2 separate regions of the Homo sapiens genome follow, and region 1 is linked to region 2. The links are chromatin loops, found by intact Hi-C in ENCODE. Cell type or tissue: PC-9. All regions are shown on one strand. Each heading gives the region's core, and the rest is flanking DNA. Links, peaks and the distances in the headings are about the cores only.

Evidence for each region. Peaks named below come from ENCODE experiments on the same cell type or tissue, not always from the same donor. Only the 100,000 strongest peaks of a DNase experiment are listed, where the experiment ranks them.
Region 1: a loop joins it to region 2, with 7 times the contacts of the local background. A loop is called at or near these places in 1 of 110 quality-filtered maps.

What each region holds. Positions count from the first base shown.
Region 1 is chr5:145,491,327-145,501,826 of GRCh38, reverse strand. It overlaps a transcript of PRELID2 not described here. Among named protein-coding and RNA genes, the nearest start is that of PRELID2, 340 kb to the left of the region's middle. In PC-9, for the core only: no CTCF peak of the experiment used is centred there; a DNase peak (open chromatin) is centred at 5,876; H3K27ac peaks cover 359 bases.
Region 2 is chr5:145,549,225-145,559,724 of GRCh38, reverse strand. It overlaps a transcript of PRELID2 not described here. Among named protein-coding and RNA genes, the nearest start is that of PRELID2, 280 kb to the left of the region's middle. In PC-9, for the core only: no CTCF peak of the experiment used is centred there; no DNase peak of the experiment used is centred there.

The sequences.
Region 1 (10,500 bases), core at 4,920-7,419, 59 kb after region 2:
GAGTTCAGAAGAGGCAGAGAGCTGCTCCAACAGGGATGGCCAAGGAAAATGTCACAGAGGTGACACTTATGAATTAGGTCTGTATTAGTCTGTTTTCATGCTGCTGATACATAACCGAGACTGGGTAATTTATAAAGAAAAAGAGGTTTAATGGATTCACTGTTCCACATGGCTGGGGAGGACTCACAGTCATGGTGGAAGGCAAAAGATATTTCATACCTGGAGGCAGCAAGAGAGAATGAGAACCAAGTGAAAGGGGTTTCCCCTTATAAAACCATCAGCTCTCATGAGACTTATTCACACCACAAGAACAGTATGGGGGAAACTGCCCACATGATTCAATTACCTCCCACCGGGTCTCTCCCACAACACATGAGAATTATGGGATCTACAATTCAAGATGAGATTTGGGTGGGGACACAGCCAAACCATATCAAGCCCCTACAGAATAGACAGATTTTGATACACAGTAAAAGTTAGTAGAGGTGTTGTGTTCTGGGCAAGGGACACCTTTTAAATCAAGTAGCAGAGTGGAACTATTGTCTTTAGGACATACTGTTGCAAGTAGTCTGGGTTTTATAGGACAGTAATGAAATAAGACCAGAAAAGCTAGTTGAGGTCAGAATTCCGTGAACCAGATTTTAACACAACATTGATTTTTGTCACAATATTTCCTTCTTCAGTTGAATTGATGGTGGGGTGGCCTGGACTATGAGTTTGGCTTTCTATATTGTGAGAAAGAGACATGCCCAGATTAAGGGGAATTACCTTTCCGTCACCATAATTGGGACTATTGGAAGGGTAATTCCAGGAAAGCACTTTGCACTGCAGCTTCCAGGAGGCCAGGTCCTCCCTCTGCTTGCAGTCATAAAATCATCAGACAGGCACATGATCTATGCTTGGTCACCCGGAGCATTGTAACTTGAGCGAATGACCCAAGGACAAGAGGGAATGTTAGAGATGATTTATTGCAGCAGCAGTGGTGGTGGCATCAGCAGCAGCAGTGAAATTAGTCTCACCTGATAGCTGTCCTAGCTACAAGGTAGTTGCCATCCTTCTTGGACTTCTAAACTTAACACAATCCATGCTTCTTTTGATGCCTCGTGCCCAAGCTACTCTTCCCTCTCTTTCCTACACTGGTAATTTTCCAACGCATCATGCTTATCTTAAATTAACCAAAATCAATTTCTGTTACTTGCAACCAAAAACCTTAACTGACCCTTGGGTCAAAAGCTCTCCATAGTTCTGTGGGCTGATGAATGTCAGCTCAGATTTTTTTTCTGGAGAAAGCCCTTTCTTACAGAGCTCAGAAAGTTGACTAGGCCTGAGACAATGTATTAGTCCATTCTCACACTGCTATAAAGAAATACTTGAAACTGGGTAAGTGATAAAGAGGTTTAATTGGCTCACTTTCTACAGGCTATACAGGCTTCTGCTTCCGGGGAGGCCTCAGGAAACTTACAATCACGGTGGAAGGCAAAGGGGAAGGAGGCACGTCTTACATGGCCAGAGAAGAAGGATGAAAGTGAAGGGGGAGGTGCTACACACTTTTAAACAACCAGGTCTAATGAGAACACACTCACTATCATGAGAATAGCAAGGGGAAATTCATCCCCATGATCCAATCACCTCCCACCAGGCCCCTCCTCCAACACTGGGCATTATAATTCCATATGAGATTTTGGTGGGGACACAGATCCAGACCATATCAGACAGTTCTACATTTTGCAGCTATGTTCCCACCTTGCGACACAACTTCTCCAACAGCAAGGGCAGAATAATTGCTGGACTTTTCCAAACATCACACTGGAAAGCACCAGGAGGTTAAATGACTAGCTCAAAGCACCAAGCCTGACAGCTCTTAATCCAAGATTAAAGCCAAGTGTGGGGTTTACAGGTAGGTGTGCGCAAAGCTCAGCTTCTGGAATTTCACATTTGTTTGTGGAGTAACAGCACAAAGCCTTTGTTTATATGACTTTAAAAGAATTAATCTCATTCATTCTGAAGAACGTGGCAGCAGAGCTGACTGGAATCTTTCTCTGCTGTCCTTTCATTTCGGGGTCAGGGGTTTACATCAGCTCCCTTTAGCAGATTTGTTTCTCCTAGAACACAGAAGGTACTTGATGATCCCTTGCATCTGTCACAAATTCTTCTATCGCTGGGCAGAGTAACCACAGCTTCCCTCAGGCCCTGCAGATGTCAGGACACAGAAAGGAAATGCTAATGAAACCTCTCTCCTTCGGCTTCTCTGGCATAGATGCCTGACCCCTGGCTCCAGGCCCCACCCCACCCCATCCAGATCAAAGTCATGTCAGTTGTCTTTGGAGCACATTGAGAATTTCTTTCTCTTCTCTTAAACTAGTATTTGCCCATTTTTACTGCCTTATGTTGAAAGAATCATATTCATCATCAAAAAATTGAGAACTTCAGAAAAAGATAGAGAGGAAAATCACTAAGAGTTCTACAACTTAGAAATAACTATTTGTGATATCCTTCTAGTCTTTTCTTTCTCCATATGCAGAAATAAACATGCAGATATATAACTATATAATATGCTTTTAACATTTAATTTATTTTACGAGATGGAGTCTCACTCTGTTGTCTAGGCTGGAGTGCAGTAGCATGATCATAGGTCACTGCATCCTCAGCCTCCTGGGCTCAAGAGATCCTTCCACCTTAGCCTCCCAAGTAGCTAGAACTACAAGGTAACACCACCACACCCGGCTAATTTTTTAGCTTTTCCTAGTGATGGAGTCTTGCTATGTTGCCCAGGCTGGTCTCAAACTCCTGGCCTCTATATAATATACTTTAAAAGATATTTTCCTTAGAATTCTATTTATATTTTGTCTTTTTTTTAACTCAGTAGTATATCATGAATATTATTTCATGTTTTCAGTAATGGTGTAGTATTTTTTTCTCATTTTTGTTTTTTTAAGAGACAAGTTCTCAGGCCGGGTGTGGTGGCTCATACCTGTAATCTCAGCACTTTGGGAGGCCGAGGCAGGGAGATCACTTGAGGTCAGGAGCTTGAGACCAGCAGATCACTTGAGGTCAGGAGTTTGGCCAACATGGTGAAACCTTATCTCTACTAAAAATACAAAAAACAAAACAAAACAAAAAACAAAAATACCATAGCTGGGCATGGTGGTGCATGCCTCTAGTCCCAGCTACTCAGGAGGCTGAGGCAGGAGAATCGCTTGAACCGGGAGGCGGAGGTTACAGTGAGCTGAGATTGTGCCACTGAACTCCATCCTAGGCAACAGAGTGAGACTTTGTCTCAAAACAACAACAACAACAACAAAACAAAGCAAACAAACAAACAAAAAACAGAGAGAGACAAGTTCTCACTGCATTGTCCAAACTGGATTCAAACTCCTGGAATCAGGTGATCCTTTTGCCACAGCCTCCAGGGTAGCTGGGACTGCAGATGCACGCCACCATGCTTGACTGTGTAGAATTTTAATCATTTGGCTATATAATAATTCAGTTAACATATATCATATTTTTAAGCATTTATGTTGCCCTTTCTTGCTGTACAAATAATATTGACCTTCCTTGATTCTATTGTCTTTACATAAATTCTTAGAAGTAGAATTGCTGAGTTCTTAAGAAGATTTAGCTTCCTAATTTAGTTTTTTTTTACCTTGTTTTAAATTATTTTATAGTTTAACAAGGGACCCAAGATGAAGCTGGGTGGTATGAGAAAGTTTCTCTCTCTAGAGAATGCATGGCTGGATTATGAAGAGCTGATTAAAACTCAGGGTCTTAGAGAGTTATCAGTGGTGCCCACAGAGGGAGGCTTTTGAATCCTAGTTTAACCTAACAGTGGATTGAGAGTATTAGTGAAGGGCAAGTGTTGACAAACAAGAGCACAGGGTCTAAGGCTAGGGCCAAAACTTTTAGAAACAGGGGACTTCCACAGATGCCTTGTGGGAAAGTTACAACAATCCTCAATTCTTTGACAACAGAATTGATCCATGCCCAGCTGTCCAAAGCTTCCATCCAGATGTGCACTCCAGCATTAGGTTCACTTGCTAACCTTTTTTTCATTAACTGCACAGTCTCTGCAGGTAAATAAACCTCAAAATATTTTAGCCATCTGTTGTTCCAATGGCTCCTGGGATTGGAAACATGGAAATCTCCGAAACTACTTGAGTGAGCACAGGCAACTTTATGGCTATGTGGATCGGTGGCCATTAGAAATTTCCACTTACTTGTCTAATAGCTAGTATGCAGGCGTTTCTACTTACCTGGAACCCTGAAAACAATAACACTCCTAAGTTACTGCTGAAAAACACTGTAAACATTTTGATCATTATTCTTTCTGTAATATCTTAGTAGAAATTTCCCCAGAGACAAAGTTTTAAATGCAAGAAGTTTATTGGAAGGCACAAAGGAAATGGGTAGTTAAGGGGGAAGGATACAGAAAAGGGAAGAGATCATTAATAAAGACATATAGCCATAACGTTACATGTGGTAGTTCTTGCATTTTTTTCCTACTATGAGGATTTCAAGCTGGAAAGTCATATCTGATTTATATTTTGAAAAGATCATGACCCAGCAATACTGTACTACAAAAGCACAGTGGATGACTGGAACGGAATCCCCTGGGAAATCTCTAAAACATAATGCAAAACACAAGCCTTCAAATTATCCTAGACTGAGCTGGGCATGGTGGCTCATGCCTGTAATCCCAGAGCTTTGGGAGGTTGAGGTGGGAGGATCACTTGAGGCCAGGAGTTTTAGACCAGCCTGTGCAATGTAGCGAGACCCTGTATGTATAAAAATTAAAAACAAATAACTGAGCATGGTGGCACACACCTGTAGTCCTAGCTACTCAGGAGGCTGAGGTGGGAGGATCACTTGAGGCCAGGAATTTGAGGCTACAGTGAGCCATGGTCATGCCACTGTACTCCAGCTCAGGCAACAGAGTGAGGCCCTGACTCTAAAAAAAACGAACAAAACCAAATTATTGGGTCTGGTCTGAAAAGCATGAAAAGCAGACACCAAGACAGGCCAACACCTATGAAGGACCAAGGGGGAGTGAACAGGAGTAGGAAGAAAGAACTTTCAGACCACGAGGTAGGTTTGGCACTTGTGAAAGGAGAAAGGAAGGAGAAACCTCAGACCATAGCACAGTTCAGAGAAAATCTCAGCTAGACCAATGGAGAGTCTTCAAGCAAGAGTAGGCTATTCAGGCAGGATGATTGGTGGTCACAAGTGGAGCCTTGACCATGCCCAATCATTGGCTGGGTGTAGTCCAGGCAAAGCTTGTCCTTGACTGGCAACATGTTTTTCCTCCTAACTTGCTGGCCAATCCCTCTTGGTTCCTTTTGCTGGTTTATCTCTTACTTTCAGATCTCCAAGTATTGGATTTCCCAGGTTATCTCTTTTTTTCTGTATATACTTACCTCCTAATTTTCCTACTACTGTGGTAGCTTTCAATGTTATGTATATATTTGTGACCTACAAGTTTATATCTCTTGTCCAGACTTTGCCTCTGAGCTCTTTAGCCACTTCTGCTCATCAGTTCAGATATCTAACTGCCTATTTGGATGTCTAGTGGGCACTTCAAATTTAACAAGTCTAAAATAGAGCCAGAACACGAGTCAAATTTGTATATTGTCCTTATTTGTGTTTTTAATTGTCTTTCTTCTCTATATGCATGTAAGCTCCTATAAAGACATAAAGGTAGATTTTTGTCTGTCTTTTTTCATGCTTCTAATTTCTAAGAATAGCACATAGTATTACTATAGTATATAATAAAGAATATTTCTTAGCCCTTGAGACAGACAAACTTTTGTGAGATTGACTGGTATCTGAGCTAAAGCTGTGAAGGAACTTAGCATTATATAAAGGGCACATGGTAATGGAACACCTGACTCATTCTCCGGTGACTCACACTCTGAGCTAAGCTAATGGACACAGACAATTTTTATTCAATGAGGTAGAGCAAAGAACTGGTGCAAAACCCAGGGGAATTGAAGAGTTTAGAGCTTTAAAGAACACGTACTACCTTAAAAGAGATAACTAACCTACCATCCCAGCAAAGTCTAATGAGTACAATTAAATCTAGCATTATTAATGCATTAAGCTAAATGCTTTATATAAATCACTGTATATAATCTTCACAACAGTTATATGAAAGACATGCTAACATTATCCCTGTTTTCTAGCTGAGGAAACTAGGGCTGTGAGAATTTCTAAAGAATCTTCTAAGATGTAAGTGAAAATCTAGGAGACTAATATGAAACATTTTTAAATTCTGAAAGTCAGGCTGGGTGTATTCATGATGGAATTGTTTCCTTGAGGGAAGCCAAAAAGAAAAGGGGTTTAGCACTTAGGTTATTTAATGCCAAGATGAGACCAAGTTAGAGATGTTAGTCTTGGAACAATTTTGTGTTGGAAGAAAGCTTGGATTGACTAAATGCAAAATTCTGTTGCCTTTTGCCTAAATGATTCCATCCAAAAATAGTTCTAGCAGATTCTGCTGATGCTCAATTCACACTGTGTTATATCCTTGCATCATTCTCTTGCATACCAGCCTGATCTTCAATGTCCAGCCTGCCGGAAGAGGCAGGGGCAGAGTGCCTGATAATGGTGATGCTGAGAGACTGTGCCCATAAGTACAGAGAGGCCAGGTTAGTTGAGAAGTGAGAAATGACTACTGGATTGAGCAACATGGCTTTGGTGGCATGGTGGAGGCGAACATTTGATTGAAATGAGTTAAGGAGATAGTGGGAGGAAGGAAACGAGAGACAGTGAGCATAGACCACTTCTGTGAATGATTTGATAGCTACCTTCATCACTTAAAAAATGCAAACAGCTTACATCACATCTTTTTCTACTGCTGAAGACATATTGTCATTGGCACACTTAACATATAAGAATATCAGAGAGGAACAGCAGCATGACATCTGAATTAGGAATCGTAAAACTTGCATTTTAGGCTGAGCTTAAAATGTGACTAGATTTTTGCCCCTAAACAAGTTATCTCCCATTTTCTCATTCTCTTATCTATTCAATGAGATTTGCAGCTTTAGATTTCATTATTTCCCCAAGGAAATTAATTTGAATTGTCTCAAGTAAGATCTAATATTCTTTTCTTCTCATGGTACATAATACATATCCATTTGTTGTCAATATCTTTAATAAGAATATATACTTAAAATGTTCTATTCTCTCTCTTTTATTTTTTTTAACCTGTTACAAGATCTTTTCTTTAATGACCTCTGGAGACTTGATGAGGGAACTCCCTTATTACTTGGATATGACATGTCAGTTACCATTAACTTAAATGTGTGATCTTGTCAAGATTTGCATCTATAGGATGGCTTTTCATTTAAGCTACCAATTAACTAGCTATGACATAAATGTTGACCTTAAAGTTGAAACGTTTTATTAATCCTATATTGCTTTCAGTTAGAAAATTGTCCAACATACGGAAAATATTTCAAAGAAGTATTTTTTCAAGACTGAATACTGATTTGTGCCTATTTTCACACTTGTTTAGTGCCTATTTGACACTTTGGTCAAAGTTATATTTATATTTAAATGAACTAATTCTTTTTCAGCATAGCACAGAATATAGTTTAGTGGGCATAGTCTTTGGATTAGGAAAATCTGATTTTCAATCTTTGTTCTGCCATCTGCTAATGTTAGGACATTTTGCTAGTTAATAGACATCTCAAAGCCTCATTTTCCTTTTCTGTAAAATAAGAGACCCTGAGCTTTGTGAAGGACAAATGAGATATGCTTGTAAAATGTTATGCACAGTGTGTGAATCTAAGTAAATGTTCAGGAATCTATTATCACTGTGAACAAGCGACTTACGAAGTTTTAAAAGAATTAAAACATGTTATGATATGGTGCCTAGCCTCAAGGAATTTACACTCCAATGAAAGCATCTGACATATAGTTTAAGTGCAAGGAAATTCTTAAGAGTCATTTAAAAATATAAAAGCTAAGAACTGTGGGAATACAAAAGCAGAAATACTTCCAGAAGAAGAAATACTTCCAGCTTGGGATTTTAGGAGAAGCCTCATCATGGATATGATATTCTAGGAAGGAATAACGATTTTGTCTGGTGGGGAAGGAAAAGGAAAAGAGAGGAAGTGGAAGAGGCGGAGAAGGAAAGAAAAAGATAGACTTTTCAGGTAGCGAGAGCAGGTAGAGTAGCTTGAGCAAGGAGGGATGACTCATTCACACAGCTGGAGCAGAGTGATGGGAGCAGAGACTTGGGAGGTGAGAGCTGACAGATGAATTGGGGGTACAGGTAGGAAGACCATGTAAGATTTTAAAAGCCATGCTACAGTGTTTATCATAAGCAATGGTGGAAGCACAATTTTAGGCAAGAGAATGACACAATCAGGACACTGAAGCAATAGATCAGAGGTTGCAGGGAAACCTGAAAATCACGTTTAGTTGGTGGTCTGTGAAAGCCATTTAGATGAGCAAAGTGAAAAAACTGGATGGGGACTTTGGAGATAAAGGAAGGACAGAAATAGGGATTTGTTTTAGATGTGGGCCTGAAATGATCTGATGATCATCTGGACATAGGCAGCGAGGGAGAAGGGAGTATTAAAGCTGACTTCAGGGACAATCTGGGAGCAAGATGGTGGAGTAGAACTCTCCAGGGCTCATCCCACCATAGAAATATCAATTTGAACAACTACCCACATATGAAAATACCTTCACAAGAGCTATGAAAATGTGGCTGTAGCCCAATAAAAGGCACATGGAAGAGGGTCCGAAGAACAATTTTATATTACCCAAGACACCCCTCCCCAAACCTAAGCAGCATAGTGGCTGAGAGAGATACCATCAGCTTGGGGCAAAGAGAGGGAAGTGAATACAGAACATTGACTTTTACCCCAACACTGGGCTTACCACCCAGCACCAGGCAGATCCCCACAGTCCAAACTACAGACCAGTATCCATGGATTGAGCCTCTAGACTGACCCTGGTGCCAGGTGGGACCATATAACCCTAAGGCTTCAGCCTTGTGTGGTGGACTCAATCTCTGGCCTGCACCACTTCTGGGCCGACAACAGCAGCCCTAGATTCTGGACAGCCCTTAGCTATAGGCAGCCCTCCAGCAGCCCAGACTTCTGAACCCTATCTCACACTATATTCAGAAATCAACTCAAAATGGATTAAAGACCTAAATGTAAGACTCAAAACTGTGAAACTTTAGAAGAAAACATAGTGAAAAAGCTCTATGACATTGACCTAGGCAATGAATTTTTGGATATAACCTCAAAAGCACAAGTAATAAAAACAAAAATAGACAAATGGGATTATATCATACTAAAAAGCTGCTATAAAACAAAGGTAACAACCAACAGAATGAAGAGATAACCTACAGAATGGAGAAAATATTTGCAAACTATACATCTGATAAGGGGTCAATATCCAAAATATATAAGGAATTTATTAGCAAGAAAACAAAATGACTCGATTAAAAATTTTGCAAAGGACCTGAATAGACATTTTGCAAAAGAAGACATATAAATGGCCAACAGGTATATATGAAAAAATTCTCAACATGACTAATCATCAGGGGATTGCAAATCAAAACTACAATGAGATACCACCTCACATCTTGTATCAAAGCGACAAAAGATAACAAGTGTTGGAGATAATGTGGAGAAAAGGAAACCCTTGCACACTGTTGGTGGCAATGTAAATTAGTCCAGTCATTATGGAAATAGTATGGCGGTTTCTCAAAAAATTAAAAATAGAACTACTATAAGATCCAGCAATTCCACTACTGGGATCCAAAGGAAGGGAAATCAGTATGTCAAATGATATCTGCACTCCCATGTTCATTACAGCACTATTCACAATAGCCAAACATGGAATCAACCTAAGGGTCCATCAACAGATGAACGGGTAAAGGAATGTGGTATATATACAAACTGGAGTACTATTCAGCCTTAAAAAGAAAGAAAGCCTGTCATTGTGACAACATGGATGAACCTGGAGAACATTACATTAAGTGAAATAAGCCAAACACAGAAAGACAAATACCACATGATCTCATTATATGAGAATCTAAAAATGTTGATCTCATAGAAGTAGAAAATAGAATAGTGGTTACCAGGGTCAGGGGGTACTGGGGGGGTTACAGAGATATTTGTCAAATGATACAAAATTTCAGTTAGATAGGAGAAATATGTTTAAGAGATCTATTGTACAATATGATAACTATAGTTAATAATATATTGTATATATTATATTCTTGAAAAGCACTAAGAGAGTGTATGTTAAGTGTTACCACAAAAATGATAACTATGTAAGGTAATGCATATGTTAATTAGCTAGATTTAGTCATTCCACAATGTTCATATACTTCAAAATATTTGTACACAGTAAATACAATTTCATCTGTCAATTAAAACATATAAATTAAGGGAATAAAGGGGCAGAGCCTTTCAGAAGTGATTAGTCATGAAGGCAGAGCCCTCCTGACTGGGACTAGTGCCCTGATATAAGAGG
Region 2 (10,500 bases), core at 3,450-5,949:
AGAGAAGAGGTAGACAAAACAGGAGAAGCAAGAAGATAGGCTAAGAAAGACAAAAGGCTCTCATGCTGGGCACTCGTGCTAGAGCCAGACTTTTCTTAGAAATAAGGAGGAGGGGGCAATAGAGGAGTCATGGGATGAGAAAGAAGTGGATGAAAGTGGAAAGAAGATTTTAAGATGCATTGCTATAGATTTTGTTTATACATGTGTTTTGTTTATGCATGTGTATGTGCACATATATGACACATATTTTAAACAAAAAAGACTACATTATGTATTTTTGATGTTCTGCAGCCTTTTAAGCTTAGTGTAACAGAATATTTTCAGGTCAGTAGACATATATCTGTCTTTTTCTTTTTTTTATTAGCCCCATAGCATTTTACTTAATGTAGATACCCTAATTTATAAAATCATTTCTCTTTTGATGGACATTTATTACAGTATTTCCCAAAACGCTTTTTTTTTTTTTCTTTTGAGATGAAGTCTCGCTCAGTCGCCCAGGCTGGAGTGCAGTGCGGAATCTCGGCTCACTGCCAGCTCCGCCTCCCGGGTTCATGCCATTCTCCTGCCTCAGCCTCCTGAGTAGCTGGCACTACAGGCGCCTGCCACTACGCCCGGCTAATTTTTTTGTATTTTTAGTAGAGACGGGGTTTCACCATGTTAGCCAGGATGGTCTCGATCTCCTGACCTCGTGATCCGCCTGTCTCAGCCTCCCAAAATGCTGGGATTACAGGCGTGAGCCACTGTGCCCGGCCCCAAAACACTTTTTTACTTATATTTATTTTCATGGTTGTGCAAACATTTTTATAGAATAGATTCTTAGGAGTTGGTTTGCTGGATTATAGAAAATGTGCATCACATTTTTTTCATAGATTTTGCCAAATTGCCCTCCAAAAATGTGCCAAGTCTATTAAAAGGTTTGAGGATGAATGCTTTTCATATTTTCATTAGCTCCATCTTCAAAGTCAAGAGCTGCAATGTCACTGGTGAGTCTGCCTCAAAATCCTCAGACTCTTCAGTTTTTTAAAGATAAGCATGATAGTCTTGCAAAGCCAGATTCACTGCTTTATGGAAGAGTAGCTCTTATGGGTATGCTCTAAGGCATGGCTTGAAAATGGAAGCCTTAAAGCTTTTGACTCTCAGACATAGTTCTAAAGCCAATTCTAAAGCTGCTTGGAGAATTCTGAGTGTCACGTAAGGTGAGTTCACTTTAGCTGTCAGCATTTCTTAGGGCAAATTGTAACTACAGAGTTATCAGCTCCATTCAACAGCCTTCACTGTGGAATTTTTAGTCTTCCCACAGGAGACATTTAGCTAATAAGAAGGTTATCCATGCACATATGTGTATCTGTCAAATCACTGGTAATGAACCATTTGGTTCATGGGTATAACAACAATGAAGTTTCATATTCCCCCTTCAACAACCTCTACAAATATCTCAGTTCTGTAAAATATCTTTTCTGATTAATTATCGAGTACATCCTTTAGTTCTGTACTAATGACTTTCAAATACGTTATCTCATTTCTTTTAAACAACTTTATGAGCCAGGTTTTAATAGTCCCATTAAGAACAGAAACCAAATGTCGGAGAGTTTAAGTAACAGCCACACATCTAGGTCAGTATTTGAAACCAGATTTATCTGATTCTATACTGTTAAAAACTATGACTTAGTGCTCATTAAATGACATGACATTAAATAATTTCATTTCTTGATCTATTTAGGGACCTCTGATTCTATTTTATAAGAAGCTTCTCCCATCTTACTTTTGTTCTCACAGACTGTTTTTCTGATCTCGTTTTGTAGCCAAGGCAAGAACCAACTTCATCAATAAGCCATTTTGGTCCCAAATTTTAAAAAGAAAAGAGCATACTATAGTAGATAAAAGTATAGAGTCAGCCTCTCTGGGTTCAAACTTTGGTGCTGCCATTTACTAAGTGTTGACCTTGGGCAGGCCTCAGTTTTCTCGTTTGTAAAACTGGTACACTTAGCTTGCTTACCTCATTGGATTAGTGTGAGAATTAAAATGAAATAGTGCCTTCAAGCATTTAGACAGTTACCTGGCACATACTAAGTATAGATTAAGATCTGACTCCCCCTGCAACTATTCCTTTCTACTGTTTCTCATCTTGCTCCACCAGCGGCATCTCCTCTGGTGTTCTGTCTGGCTCCTTGACAACCCAGGTCATTCACTTCATTCTCACTCAATTGTCTGTATCCTCACCCAGACATTTTCTCTTAGTCAGAAGTCTTGTTGTAGTCCTGCTCTGGCTCATGATCCAGATTGCCTGTCATGTGGATTGTCATCTGTTTGTCATTAGATTGCTATTTTACCTCAAGTTTCTAAATGATTTTGGTCCATAACCTAACAAAGTCCCAACTAACTCAAGCTCCCTGTTGTCTCTACCTCATTCATATCAGTACCTTTCATAAGCATGCCTGACTTTTCCATCTTCTACTTTCCTCATCTGGTCGCCAGCTTGGGCAAACTTATGCTTTGGTTAATAAAAATTTGGTTGTCAAGCACTGTTTCTGATTGTTTTCTTACCAATTCTAGTCATTCAAAATTTATTTAACAAGTATTTCAGAGAACTCACTATGTATCAGGTAGTGTGCTGGGTGTTGGGGACATACTGGTGAACAAAACAGACACTGGGTAGCCTAATGGGTAATTATTAGATGATTAGATTATCACACAACTTTAAAGTTGCAATCGTGGTAAGTGCTAAAAAGTTAAGTCACACGGTGTCATGACAATTTACACTAGAGATATTGGGCCTTGTCAGAGAGATGAGAAAAGGCTTCCCTGAAAAAAGAAAAAATGCTGGAGATGAGGTCCAGAGGATGAGTAGGAGGAGTTACCTAGGCATATAGGGAGACAGGAGTGTTAGAGACTGAGGAAGTGCATTCATAGTGGTGCTGTGGTGAAAAGAAGCATGGGAAGTATTATCTCCTGGGAGAAGGCCAGTGAGGGTTGAACAGAGAATACAAGGTTCAAGATAAGAGTAGGGTCAGGTGAGACCACATTGGGCCTTGTCGGCTCTTTTGAGGATGTTGATCTTTATACCAAATGCAATGGGGAACCATTGGATGATGGTTGGTGTGGCAATAGGGTACTGGGGATATGATCAGATTTTCAGATGTATTTTGGAGATATCTACCTGGGCAGGACAAAGAGTGGGTTATGGGTAGACCAGAATGTGCCTGAGGCAGGGACTTAGGTAGCCTAATCTAGGATAACAGATAATAGTTATGGAAAGAAATAAATAGCACTGAGAAATACCAGAGCTGAAATCAGTAATTTTTGGTGATATTGGATGTGAGAGATGAGGGAGTGAAATGATATCAAGATTTCTGGCTCACACAACTAGCCAGAAAGTGATTCCCTTTTACTGCGATAGGGAAGAAGAATGGAATTGCACGTGCTTAATTTATTCAATTACACATTAGGTGCTCCACATAAGGCTCTTATAATCTCTGACAGCAGAAAACCAATCAACCTAGTTTGAGTAAAAGTTTTCTTTTCTTTTCTTTTTTTTTTTTTTTTTTTTGAGATAGAGTCTCGCTCTGTTGCTCAGGCTGGAGTGCAGTGGCGTGATCTTGGCTCACTGCAACTTCCGCCTCCCGAGTTCAAGCAATTCTCCTGCCTCAGCCTCCAGAGTAGCTAGGACTACAGGCACACGCCACCACACCTGGCTAATTTTTTGTATTTTAGTAGAGACGGGGTTTCACTGTGTTGCCCAGGCTAGTCTCGAACTCCTGAGCTCAGGCAATCGGCTTCCCAAAGTTCTATGATTACAATCATGAGCCACCATGTCTGGCCTGAGCACAAGTTTTAATGTAAGGATATAGGGAATCTCATGGAAGCAGTGGCAGTAGGGCCTTGGGGAAACTAGAAAGTTATCAGGAACTAAGACCTTTTTCCCTGGCTCTCAAGGACTGCTTCTCTCTGTGAGTTTCCTCCATCCTTCTCTTTTTCTTGATTTGATACTCCTGCTGGCTCCCTTTGCATATGGCTCACCACAGCCACTAACCAAAAATCTATTCCTAATTGATCAGCTTCAGCATTCATCACCAACCACCTACAGTTTCTGTGTCCTATTTCAAATTATTGATACACAGAGAGAATTGTTGGTCAGCTGTCCAGTTGTATTCCTGGTCCAATCAGCTGGGCTGTGTGATAATGCTACCCCAAATCTAGGGGTTATGAACAGGGAAGACAATAATACTCAACTGTAGTAAAACTACTTTAGGCTAGGAAAAGTGTTATACGTATTGACATTGTTTGAAGTGACTAGCAAATAACTGGCATTTAGTAGATGCTCAATAAGTACTCTGTCCTTGTTGAGTCACTGGAGATCTTTAAATACTTTTGAACTGCTGAGATACATCAGAATCTCCTGTGACATTTTTTAAAAATTCAGAGTTCAAGGTATGCCTTCAGAGAAGGAGATCAGTGATCTAAAAGGGACCTCAGGAATATGCATTTCTAAAAAAAGGGACCTAACCTAAATTTGATACAAGTGGTTCATGGATCACACTTTGATGGACACTGCTCTAATGCTTCAATAATCATGCCCAGAAATCTCTGTTGTAAACTCTGGACACTGAGCTCCTTCTGGATCTTCTGAAATTCTACTTATCTATTTATATATTGGGGCAAATATTTATCTCTTTCTTATATCCAAAGATGGATTTGAAGGTTAACAAGGTAACTTTGGAAATAAGCTTTGACCTCTCTTTTCCAGAGCCATAATAAATATGAAAGAAGGTATTAATATATATACGGACAACTTCTATATTGCTTGAATTGCCTAAAACTCTTCTTAGCATTCACTATTTCCTGATGATGACCCATGAATGAATAAGACCTCATCAGTGTTTTATTGTCTGCCTTCAGAAACTGGAAATGTAACTGTTAAATCACTGCTACTTGTCCTGAGTAAAATTCTTACAAGGGGAATAGAGGAAAAGTTCTTGAAAAGTCAAACAAAATGCTGTCTGTAACTGCCTGGCTTTTCAAAAACAAGGCTTTCTGATTATAAAAGATCCATTTTGAGGAGTGCCAGCCAACAACACAGCCCTATTACACACATTGTGTGGTTATAATATGGTCTGACACTAAGGTCAGTGGAATTTCAAAGTGAGGGAAGCCTGGGAGAGTTGCCAACCAGCTCTTTGAAAGAGTGGATCCTTCAACCTGGTCCAGGTCCTCACTTTTCTCTTTGCCATTAGCCACTGCAGTCTGAGTGCAGCTTCTATCACATCTCTGAAACTTCTCTCTGGGTTTAAAAATGATTCCTGTTAGCAGTGGTGTCCTTCTGTCATTATGCATCTTAAGTGCCATCTCTGTAAACCCTTAATTTCTAAAGGTTGCTCCTTGAAGCTTTTTCCTCCCTTGCTTTTGAGATCACGACTCTCTTCCACTTCACATTCTCCCACACTGGTGGTTACTTTTAAGTCTTTGCTGACTCTTCTTTCTATTTGCGTTAGTGTTTTTTGGGGTTCTAGCCTCGTTGTTGGGCAGGCACATCATCTCCCTTTCTTTAGCTGTAATGTATTTGTAGTTGATTCTCATCTATCAGTCTACAGCCTGGGACTCCCTCTTGAACTCATTTTTCCAACAGCTTCTAGAATTTTTCATTTGTTTGGCATATAGACAACTAACATCTAGCAGGTCCAAAACTTGGGCTTATTGTTTCCTCCTCCAGCCCTCTTCCTTCTTTTCTGATCTTTATTTATTAAAGGTATTATCATCCACCAGAAACTTTGCCACCATGCTCGATCCTTCACTTTTGAATTTCTGTCACTTCTTCTCCACCTCTCCTATCACTGTCCTGATTCAGGCTGCATCCTTTATCATCTAAGGGCTGTTGTAATATTCCAGTTTCCCTGCTTTCAATTTCTCCGCATCCAATTTCAAGAGTCACCCTGTCACAATTCTTTTTCTAAAATACAAACCTGTTCATGTCTATTTAAAACCTTTGATGTCTGGTGCATACATTATCTGATCTAAAACCCACTATATTATATAAAACTACATTATATAAAATCTATTATTTAGCAGACTTCATAAGAATTTTCACAGTCTGGCACCAGTCTTCCTTTCCAGCCTAATCAATGATCTCCCTCCGAGTAATAGCATTTTTTGAGTGATGGGTACTTTAATTGTAATAGAACTTACTTAAATGAACTGTGGGACAAGTATGAACAAGAAACTACTATTAGTCTTGTTTTGCACATGAGGAAGGTGATACAAAGAAAAAGTTAAATGACTTGCCTGAGATCACGTAGCTAGCTAAGGATGGAGTGCCAGGGTGGAACTAAGCACTCCTTAGTCACTTTGCTACTCTGCCTTTACAGAAGTCACACTGAACCGCCTCAGGTGACTGTGCCTTTGTTCATGCTACCTGTGTGGCTTGCATTGTCACTTCCTTGTCAAAGATCCTGTGTGTACTTGAAGGTTCTGCTTACAAGGCACCATGTCTATAAAGCCTTACCAGACTTCTTGCAATTAACAGCTCCCTTTTTTTTTGGGGGGGGGGGTCCTCTAGCAACTGGTATATATTTCAATTATAATATTATATCACTTTTTGTAAAGTGAGCTTCATGATGTGTCTCTGCTTAATTCAAGTGAACTCTCTGATGACTTTATATCTTAATCATTTTTAAGTCCCCATTGTCCAGTACATAGCAACACCTTGGGAAATATCTGCAAAAGGTAGAAGGAGTAATATTTTCATTATCTCATTAGATTATTATTGGCTAATCCAAACATTTCTTCTAAGTAAACTAATTTCAGGTATTAACATATAAACATTGAGGATTCTCAGTAAGCTGCTAAAAGTTTATTAATGACATGCTATGAGCAGGTGTTTTCAATAACTTTAATTGTGAATACCTAGAAAGTAGTTACTTCTTTGGGAAGCACCAAGAGGCCTTGACAGAGGTATGATACAGTCAATTGTGTTGATAAGACGTTTCTCAGTGATGAACAACAGAAAAGCAGACCCAAACAATAAAGAGCACTTTTTGCCTCATTTTTAAAAAAAGAACGGTGGCAGGAATAACTTGATTTTGTAAGGATAAGATGTTTTTCTTTTTTCCTTTTTGGTTCTAATTTCTTGGTGTTGCTTCTATTTTCAGCAAGCATCTCCTCTTGTATCCCCGAGGCTTGCTCATTCAAACTGAGGCAGGGGGTTGGGGTGGAAGGTGAGGCGGGGGAGACAGTGTGTGTCTCTTTACCCAGTAGTCAATAGGATTCAGTCTGTTTGGATCAGTTAGACCAGACGTATCCCTAAAAGTCAACTGTAGTTGAAGGATGTGATTATAATAATCAAAGTCCTATGCCATACCCCACCCAAAGTCTTGTGTGGCAGCAGCTGTTCCCAAACAAATAGGCTGCAGGGGGAGAAGGTGGACATTTTAACAAAGGCCTGGTGGCTGATACCAAGCAAAGAGCACATGGATGATGAATGACCAAAATCAGTAAAATGACTCATGAATGATCACTATGAAAATGGATCAAAAAGACAGGGAAAATGTGTGATCCGGAGGCTGTTGTCTTGCCTCCCAAGAAAGACAACCTGGTCCTATTTCTGTGGAAAAGTAGGGCACACTATGTAATGTAAGAAAAGTTCTTATCATTCTGATCTTTGGGAAGGGAGCTCAATTGGATATTCTCTGCTCTTTGTCATGGAAGGCTGAGCTGCATGGTGTGTTTCAGTGAGCTCTCCAGTTTCAGGAGAGGTTCAGTCCATGGGGAGACAGAAGGCGGGAGGAGAATGAGGTTGGGGTATGTATTGCCCTGGTACCTCCCTGCTGGGCTGTGGGTTGGCTGTGTCCCTGCTCCTGCCAGACACACCTACTTTCTCTGGATTCTAAACCACTTCCTCCCTTTGCCTTCTCAGATCTTGAAGATGTTGCTCTTCCTGGGGTTCTGTATTGCTGATTTTGCTAAACTCTGCCCACACTTTTGTAAAGAGTCTCTTTATTAAACTGATCCCAAATCACTCAGTTGGAGTATGCCATCTGTTTTCTGCCAAGACCCTTACTGATACAGTGGGTAATCATTTCTCTCGTAACATGTTTTCAATCACTGCAGTGACACTTTTCCAAAATAGAATGATCATGACAATCAGTCAAAGGTAAATTTTTTTAATTGAAAGAAGGCAACATTTCTCCAGTCAATTTTGGTCATCACTTGTGATTGGGTTGCCAAGTCAAAGGATTTTCAACCTGAGCACAAAAGAGTTGTTAGAGAGTTTTTCTAATAGTTGTTAAGCAGGTTTATTTATTTATTTATTTATTTATTTATTTATTTATTTAGAGACTGAGTCTTGCTTTGTCACCCAGGCTGGAGTGCAGTGGCACAATCTCGGCTCACTGCAACCTCTGCCTCCTGGGTTCAAGCGATTCTCCTGCCTCAGCCTCCCGAGTAGCTGGAATTACAGACACGCGCCACCACACCCAGCTAATTTTTGTATTTTTAGTAGAGACAAGGTTTCACCATGTTGGCCAGGCTGGTCTTGAACTCCTGACCTTGTGATCTGCCCCCCTCGGCCTCCCAATAAGCAGGTTCTCTTAGTTTGCATGTTCCTATGCAAATTGGTTAAGATTTCTCTTGGCTCCTCTAACTACAAATAATAAATAAATGCAAATGTTAGTTTAAAAACTTTAGTTTTTATAAGATTTTATCAGGAACATTTATTCTCGATAATATTAGTATAGTTTTTAACTGCTAAAGGAAGAATGTAGAGTTATGTAGTCACGACAATGGTATTTACCATTCAAATTACTGATATAAACTTTTCTATCTATACAACTTAGTATAAATAGCAACCCCAAGAGCAGATTATCTAGAATTATGTTAATATTCTTTTAAGAAAAAAATAGTAAACTTTTTATTTCTTTTGTGCTGGGATTTAAATCCTTGAAAATGGCTCTACAACGGAAAACACCAATGATCAAGAATCGCTAGCTTGTGCCATTCCATTTAATGCTGACTGAATTCAATTTATTCCCCTTGGTTTCCTAGTTTCTTATTTACATTATTTCTGATGTCATTAAAGTTAGAAATATTAATTGTGTTAATATTTTAAGGTCCTTCTTTAGTATAGGAAACTGTACATTTAAAAATTATTATTACTATATTAGAGATGAGGTCTCACTCTGTTGCCCAGGTTAGAGGGCAGTGGCACAATCATAGCTCACTGCAGCCTTATCTCCTGGTCTCAAGTGATCCTCCTGCCTCAGCCTCCATAGCAACTGAGTTCTAGGCACGTGCCACCACACCTGGCTAATCTTACATTTTTAAGTGCTTAAAAATAACTTGTGAAATAAATTCTTGGTTTCATTTACTGAGAGTCTGGTTTAATAGGTCCTGGTAAACTCCAGACTTCATTTTCTTTCTACTCTCCGCCTTGCTCATTATGTTCTGGCCACAAAGGCTCTCCTGTTGTTTCTCAAACCTGCAAAGTTGTTCCTGTCCCAGAGTTTTATATTGAAAACCATGAGTTTACAGTGATATCTCTAGGTCTAGTTCATACCACAGGGTTCATTCTCATCCCCTCCTTCTTTCTTCCCTTCTTCAGCAGTAATTTGGCTCCCATTATCTTTAATATGTTTACTTATTTGCCTAAACCCTGCTCATAGTCAAACACCTAACCCCATTGGTCTGCTGGCCCATTTGAAATCCCTCCTTGTCAGGTCCCAGTCCCTGCCTTCCCACCCTCCTCAATGCCTCCCTTGTGGCAGGACTTTCCAACTGAATTGAAAGGAAAGAAAGAAGGAAGGAAACAATTTCATCTTTTAAAATGAGGTTATAAAGTTGCTAATGTTTAGGATAGGATTTTGGATTAAGGAGTGACGTGTTTTATAAGCTCTAAAGTTATATTCAGTGGTTACTTGTACTCTTTTTTTTTTTTCTTTTTTTGAGACTGAATCTCGCTCTGTCACCCAGGCTGGAGTGCAGTGGCACCATCTTGGCTCACTGGAAGCTCTGCCTCCTGGGTTCATGCCATTCTCCTGCCTCAGCCTCCCGAGTAGCTGGGGCTACAGGCAGCCGCCACCATGCCCGGCTAATTTTTTTGTATTTTTAGTAGAGATGGGGTTTCACTTTGTTAGCCAGGATGATCTCAATCTCCTGACCTCGTGCTCCGTCCGCCTCGGCCTGTAATCCCAAAGTGCTGGGATTACAGCACTTTGTGAGGCGTGTGCCACTGCACCTGGCATGTACTCTTACACTTAATATAGCATTCACTGAATAAATTAATAGCGTGAAATTAGTAAGTAAACACCTCCGAACTGTAGTAGAGCATAAATACTAGTTTGGTATCTAATTCTAAATATACTACCTGGATCACTAAGAATTTGAAAAATTATTTAAGTTCATTCATTCATTTATTCAAGAAACACAATTTAAATACCCTCTTTGTCCCAGAAACTATCCTAAGAGGTAGGGATATTAAAATTAATAAAATAGACTTGATCTCTCCTGTCATAA